2 separate regions of the Mus musculus genome follow, and region 2 is linked to region 1. A link is a loop called in an ENCODE intact Hi-C map of the cell type or tissue named here. Cell type or tissue: gastrocnemius. All regions are shown on one strand. Each heading gives the region's core, and the rest is flanking DNA. Links, peaks and the distances in the headings are about the cores only.

Region 1 (2,908 bases), core at 171-2,670:
TCTGACTTACACAGGCACCAAACAAGAATGCGGTAAAAACTTATACACATAAAATACAAACATTTGTGAATTTTTAAGAATGAAAAACCTTTTGTTACTGTGTAACCGGTTACTTTACCAAATTCTCAGTACTACAGAGTAAGCAGATATTCATATCCTTGTACTATAGGCTTAGATTTTTCAAAACCTACTTTGTATTCTTGAATGCTTCAACATCCTTCTAGTCCACCTATCAGAAGTAGGGGGGATAAAAAGGTTAGTAGGAAATGAGGGCTGTGGACCTGTTTAGAAGTAGTTCTTTGGGGAGATTGGGAAATCTCTGTTGTTAGAATATCATCAGCCCAGTCCAAAACAATTAACATGAGTCAATAGCAGCAGTCCAGCCTTACTGGCAAACATCAAACAGGCGTCAGTAGCAGCGGTCGATCCAGAAGAAATTGAGAGAGAGGCTCCACAGGTCAGCAGAAGTCAGCAGAAGCAAGCGGCAAGAAGTCACCTGAATATCACAGAAAGTTCTGTGGCAAGCCAGTCTCTATGAAGTCAAGACAAGGGAAGATCAGCAAGTCAGTGCAAGGCGAACCAATGCAAGAGCCTTGTCACACTGTCTGTGGAGTATATTTATATTCTTTCTACTCATCACACGTCCTTTTCCTTCCTGCTTCAGAAAGACATTCTCACCTGTCTCTGCTTCAGCAAAACATCTCGTGACATAACTGAGTCCCCCCCCCCCCCAAGAAAATTTCCACTTCAATGTAGTTTCTGCAATTTTTTGTTTAAGGTTTTTCGAGACAGGGTTTCTCTGTATAGCCCTGGCTGTCCTGGAACTCACTCTGTAGACCAGACTGGCCTCGAACTCAGAAATCTGCCTGCCTCTGCCTCCCAAGTTCTGGGATTAAAGGCGTGCACCACCATGCCCGGCTAATGTTTGTCTTTTTATGAATAATAATAATAATAATAATCCAAAATTCTCTGGATTTTGCTACAACAAAATAATCTGAATCATATGTTGGGTTGGGTTTGGTGAAGAAAGCTAATGAAATTCAAAGTGGGGGGCAGGGATGCCAGGTTATAGGAAGGCAACAGTGACAGAGAAATTGAATGAGGTCATTCTGTTATTTCATTTTCTTGAGGTTACAAAAGTATTTATGGTTGTGGGTACCACATCAAGTTATGGGTGTAGGGGTGAGAGGACAATGTATTGTTTTCTTCTTCCACCATGTGGGTTCTGGAGGTCGAACTCATGTCCCCCTGACTTGTCAGCTATCATTTTGGTCCGCTGAGCCACCTTGCTGGCCTTATTCTGTAATTTGCTAATGGAGCTAGTGAATGAAACATTGGAAGGCATGTGTTCTTATCGCAGCTGTCCCTGTTAAGGGCAGGAATTTTTTTATAGCATCATTTCTAAATGTGGAAGAACCACAAGCAGCTATTTTGTCCCAAACATAAACATATTTGGGTTGGCCATAGGATTCCAGGAAAAGTGGAGCAGAAAAGGTGGAACCCGCCCCAATATGGGAGGACTACAAATCCCATAATGCGTTGGAAAAATACGTCTCGGCCGTTCACGTACACTCGGACCTCTAGACGCACCCGGCAAATGCAGACAGCTAGGGGGCCAAGATGGCTTCTACTGGCGCCAAAGTGGGTGTGGTTCCCGGGAAAGCCACGCCCCCAGAACGCTACTGCAATAGGGGCGGCCTTCGTGTCCATAGCGACGGCGGCGGCGGCGGCCGTCTGCTTGCTTAAGAAGTCGCCGCCGCCGCCAGGATCTCGGAGCCAGGAGTTAACCCCGAGGGGGAGCGGGCTCCCCCTCGCGACAGCGGGGACAGACAGTCCTGTGGAACGACGAGAAGGTCCCCGACGTCCAGCAACGCCCAGGAAGAGCCGCAGCGAACGAGCGGCGGCCATGAGCGACCAGCTGAGTCCAGCCCCGAGCCGATAGGGGCAGCTCCAGCAGCCCCTGAGCTCTCCTCGAAACCTCGGGTGGGCAGTGTCTGCCGTGGGTTTCCTTTCCTCTATTGTAACCCAAAGAGTCTTAGCTATTAGAGGCCCAACCCCAAACGCGTTCACGTAGGGAAACTGAGTTCTGGCTCAGGGAAATCGCCGGCCGATAACCTTTGATTGATAACCTTTGATTTACAGCTGTATCTTATTTTATTTTTTTTTAAAGATTTATTTATTATATGTGAGTACACTGGATGGTTGTGAGCCACCATGTGGTTGCTGGGATTTGAACTCAGGACCTTTGGAAGAGCAGTCGGTGCTCTTAATCACTGAGCCATCTCTCCAGCCCTCTACAGCTGTGTTTTAAAGCAGACTTCTCCAGTTCTGTCAGCCACCTTTCTTCCCCTTCAGGAAACAAAACAGCCGCGGTGGTGGTTCCTGTCAACTCTATTCTGCACTGCACACTTATATCTTATCAGCCCCCCATGCTTCCTCCCCACAGCCCTCTACTTGGAAACAACCTATTCTACAGTAGGGTTGATCTAAAAGGGCAACATTTCATTCTAGCACCGTAAAGGCGCTCCGGGTAAATTCCTGCAGGACTTCCTGGGCCCGGAGAAAGGTCTGATAAATATTTATTCCTATCCCTTTCCCCTTAGAATCTGAGAGGATGGAGCCCAATAACTGTAAGACCAGTGAATCTGAGGAAGATGATATTGAGGAAGAAGAATCTGAGGAAGAATGTGTTAGAGAGGAATCTACCACCCCCAACTCTACCCAGCAGGCACTTAGAAAGGCTGACTATAAAGAATTTGAGAATGGGGTTGCCTTATCGGTTGTAGCCAAGAAAATTCCAAAGAAAATATTAAGTGCAACAGACACAGATGATTTGGAAGTTGGGAGGAGAAGAAGAAAGCGGAAACGAAGGTATCTTTTCCTTCGATCCCTCACAGGTGTGACTCTA
Region 2 (2,908 bases), core at 267-2,766, 75 kb after region 1:
AGAGCTGGGGCCCAAGCCTTACTCACTCAGTCCTAGAGGCTGTGCAGGGCCAAAATCCCAGGATGATTCTCAGTGTCCAGCACACAGTAAATGAGCAGGGAAGGACATCCTAGAGGGGGACCTTACCTTCCTCTCTCTCTGCTTTGTTCTCTGTCCCACTCCTTGTGGGCAGGGCCAGCTGCCCTGACTCATTCCAGCCCCAGATATAAATATCCCCCGTTTCTGCAAGAGACCAAGAGAATCCATGAAGCACACTGTGGGACCCTTTCACCCACCCCACCTCCTCTAAACATCCCCATTACCTGTTCCTAGGAGCGAGTAAAGGGTACCCTAAAGCACCCGTCCATCAAGGATGCCCATACCAAGTCCCGCTGCTTCCCTGTCTTAGATCCCTGCCCATACACACCCCTTCTCCCCTTCCCCTTTTCCCAAACCTTACCATGTACCTCTCTGGCAGGCCTCAAAATCCCCAACCTTCCTGAATCCTGGCACTACAGGCACGAACTACCATGCCCAGCTTTTCTTTGGCTAACTCCAGGCTGAAGTTCTTTTGTCTCAGCCTTCCCACCAAGATGGACCCAATACACAAAAGCCCTAGGCCACACACTGTGGACCAAGGCACACCTCTCTGCCATCCACCATGGCTACCGGGGCATAGGCAGCCTTCTCCATTCTTCCTGGCTGAGCTGTCTCTTACCATTTCCCCTGCAGAAGTGTGCTGACCTTCGGGAGTATTTTAGATGGATGGGGGTAGTGAAGAGCTCAGTAACAAAGACAGGCAGTAACCAGATGAGTGGAGGTGTAAGAGGGTGGTGGAGTAACAGGCTAAATCTGGAAACACTGAAGACTCAGGGATGACTGAGCTGGACTGAGCGTGGAATGAGGCCTGGGCTAGACCGCCCACAAAAACAGAGCAAGAGGAAGGCGGGGCCAAGCCCTCCAGCTTGTTTGGAGCCGCCCCGAGTCACTCACCACTCAAACACACAGAGTGCCAGCCACCTGCAGCCACCTTAGCCATCCGCAGGCCCTGCAGTGCCTCCAACAGTCTTGGCTCTAGTTCTGCCTCCAGAGTCCCGTGGCCCAGCTGTCCATGCCTGATCAAAGGCGTCCCTAATCAGCTACAGGTCCATCCAAGAGAGCCTCTCCTTGAGCTCCGCCACGTCACAACCAGCCGGTCCTCACCTGCCCGCACCCCAGGAGAACACCTGGCCAGCTGCGCACAACAGCAGCACATGCTCAGCTCCCAGCTCCAGCTGGCGGACCCGCAGCTCTGGGGCCAGAGGCTGGCAGAAGGGTGGTTCTGGGGTCACATAGGCACGGGCGCAGGGTAGCAACGGCAGGGTCCCCATCCTAGACTCCCTGCTGGGTTCATCTTCCCCTTGGCCCTTTGCCCCAGAAACCAAGTTCTGGACCCAGAGGGGCTCCCCCTGTAACGCAGAACCTGGTACCCAGGCCTGCACTTCCGTGCTGGAGCCGCCCTTGTTGCGTAGCAGCACCAGGAGTTCCTCCGAAGCCCACACGTCCCTGCAGCCGTCTGCTGCACCGCTCACAGAACCTGACAATTCCACCCGGCCTCCACCTGTGTGGGCAGAGTTGGGAGGGACGCATGCCATGGACCTGGGAAGCTCGAGGCTGCCCGAGTAAGGGTGTACGGGTGTTGGGTATTTCTGGACTGGCATGTTAGGAGGGTTGGGCAGGTATACATGATACAGGTCTGGAGTTGGGATTGTGAGGGCACTCACGGGTCACCAGGGCAGTGTAGCTCCAGCCTGCGCTCACTTGGCAAATATCATCACTGGCATGCAGTGGTTCAGGACTGTACACTGAATGGTGGCTGTTCCCAGAACCCAGCGCTTGCCCGAAGCCACAGAAACCAAAGCCGAACCAGGCTCCGTGCCGTTTCTCGGCCATGTCCAGGTTGAGCCCTCTGTGGGTGGACACTTGGCTGTGGTGTGGATTAAGGGATGCAAGATTAAGGTTGCAAACCAAGGAGACTCTTGCAAACAGGACACCTTAGGAACGCTGGCAAATCCTGCCTTCCAGGGGGCTGAAGTTGCACTACCTGTAAAATAGAGACAGTATGCCATCCTAATCACCGGGCAAACGGAGTCCATCCCACTACTGTCCACGGAGCAGAGCTTTGGCCAAAGGTCCTACCAGATTTTTGACTGCTGAACTGTCTGCAGCTGACCACTTCTACTTTTGGCTCAAATCCAGCGTACAGCTGTAAGAAATATTAAGTATGTGTCTTTTAAGTCAAACTTGTATTCAAGGCAAGAAAAAAAATTTTTTTTAAGATTTATTATTTGGGGTTGGGGGGTGGGGTGGGGCTGGAGAGACATCTCAGCGGTTAAGAGCACTGACTGTTCTTCCAGAGGTCCTGAGTTCAATTCCCAGCAACCACATGGTGGCTCACAATCAATATGCAATGGGATCCAATGCCCTCTTCTGGTGTCTGAAGACAGTTACAGTGTACTCAAACACATAAAACAAATAAATAGCTTTTTTTTTAAAATGGTTTTAAAAAAAGAAGTGGTTAAAAAAAAAAGGATTTATTATTTTGGACTGGAGAGACGACTCAGTGGTTAAGAACATTGGCTGCTCTTCCAGAGGACCCAGGTTCAATTCCCAGCACCCACAAAGCAGCTCACAGCTGTCTCTAAGTCCCGTTCCAGGGCATCCTACACCCATACACAGACACACATGCAGGCAAAAAAGCATGCACAGAAAATAAAATAATAAAATAAAAGATTTATTTTACAATATGTGTAGAGATGTTTTTCCTGCATGTCTGTCTGTGCACCATGTTTGTGTCTGGTGTTACTAAAGGGCAGAAGAGGGCATCAGACCCTCTGGTACTGGAGTGTGAGCCATCATGTGGGTGCTAGACCTGAACCCAGGTCTTCCG

The links. Hi-C counts contacts between places; a loop is a spot of excess contacts. Peaks named below come from ENCODE experiments on the same cell type or tissue, not always from the same donor. Only the 100,000 strongest peaks of a DNase experiment are listed, where the experiment ranks them.
Region 2: it touches region 1 in a loop (2.6-fold over the local background); 1 of 42 quality-filtered maps calls a loop at or near these places.

Annotation. Positions count from the first base shown.
Region 1 is chr7:80,244,681-80,247,588 of GRCm38, forward strand. Ttll13 (tubulin tyrosine ligase-like family, member 13) reads left to right here and starts at 1,696. Exons shown (of 15, transcript NM_177765.3): 1 at 1,696-1,983; 2 at 2,604-2,871. The coding sequence starts at 2,615. In gastrocnemius, for the core only: CTCF peaks have their summits at 1,624 and 1,824; a DNase peak (open chromatin) is centred at 1,666; H3K4me3 peaks cover 1,125 bases; H3K27ac peaks cover 1,080 bases.
Region 2 is chr7:80,319,120-80,322,027 of GRCm38, forward strand. Rccd1 (RCC1 domain containing 1) reads right to left here. Exons shown (of 9, transcript NM_173445.4): 2 at 2,158-2,224; 3 at 1,743-2,062; 4 at 1,183-1,579; 5 at 973-1,094; 6 at 127-222. The coding sequence starts at 1,911. Among named protein-coding and RNA genes, the nearest start is that of Rccd1, 3.9 kb to the right of the region's middle. In gastrocnemius, for the core only: no CTCF peak of the experiment used is centred there; a DNase peak (open chromatin) is centred at 1,222.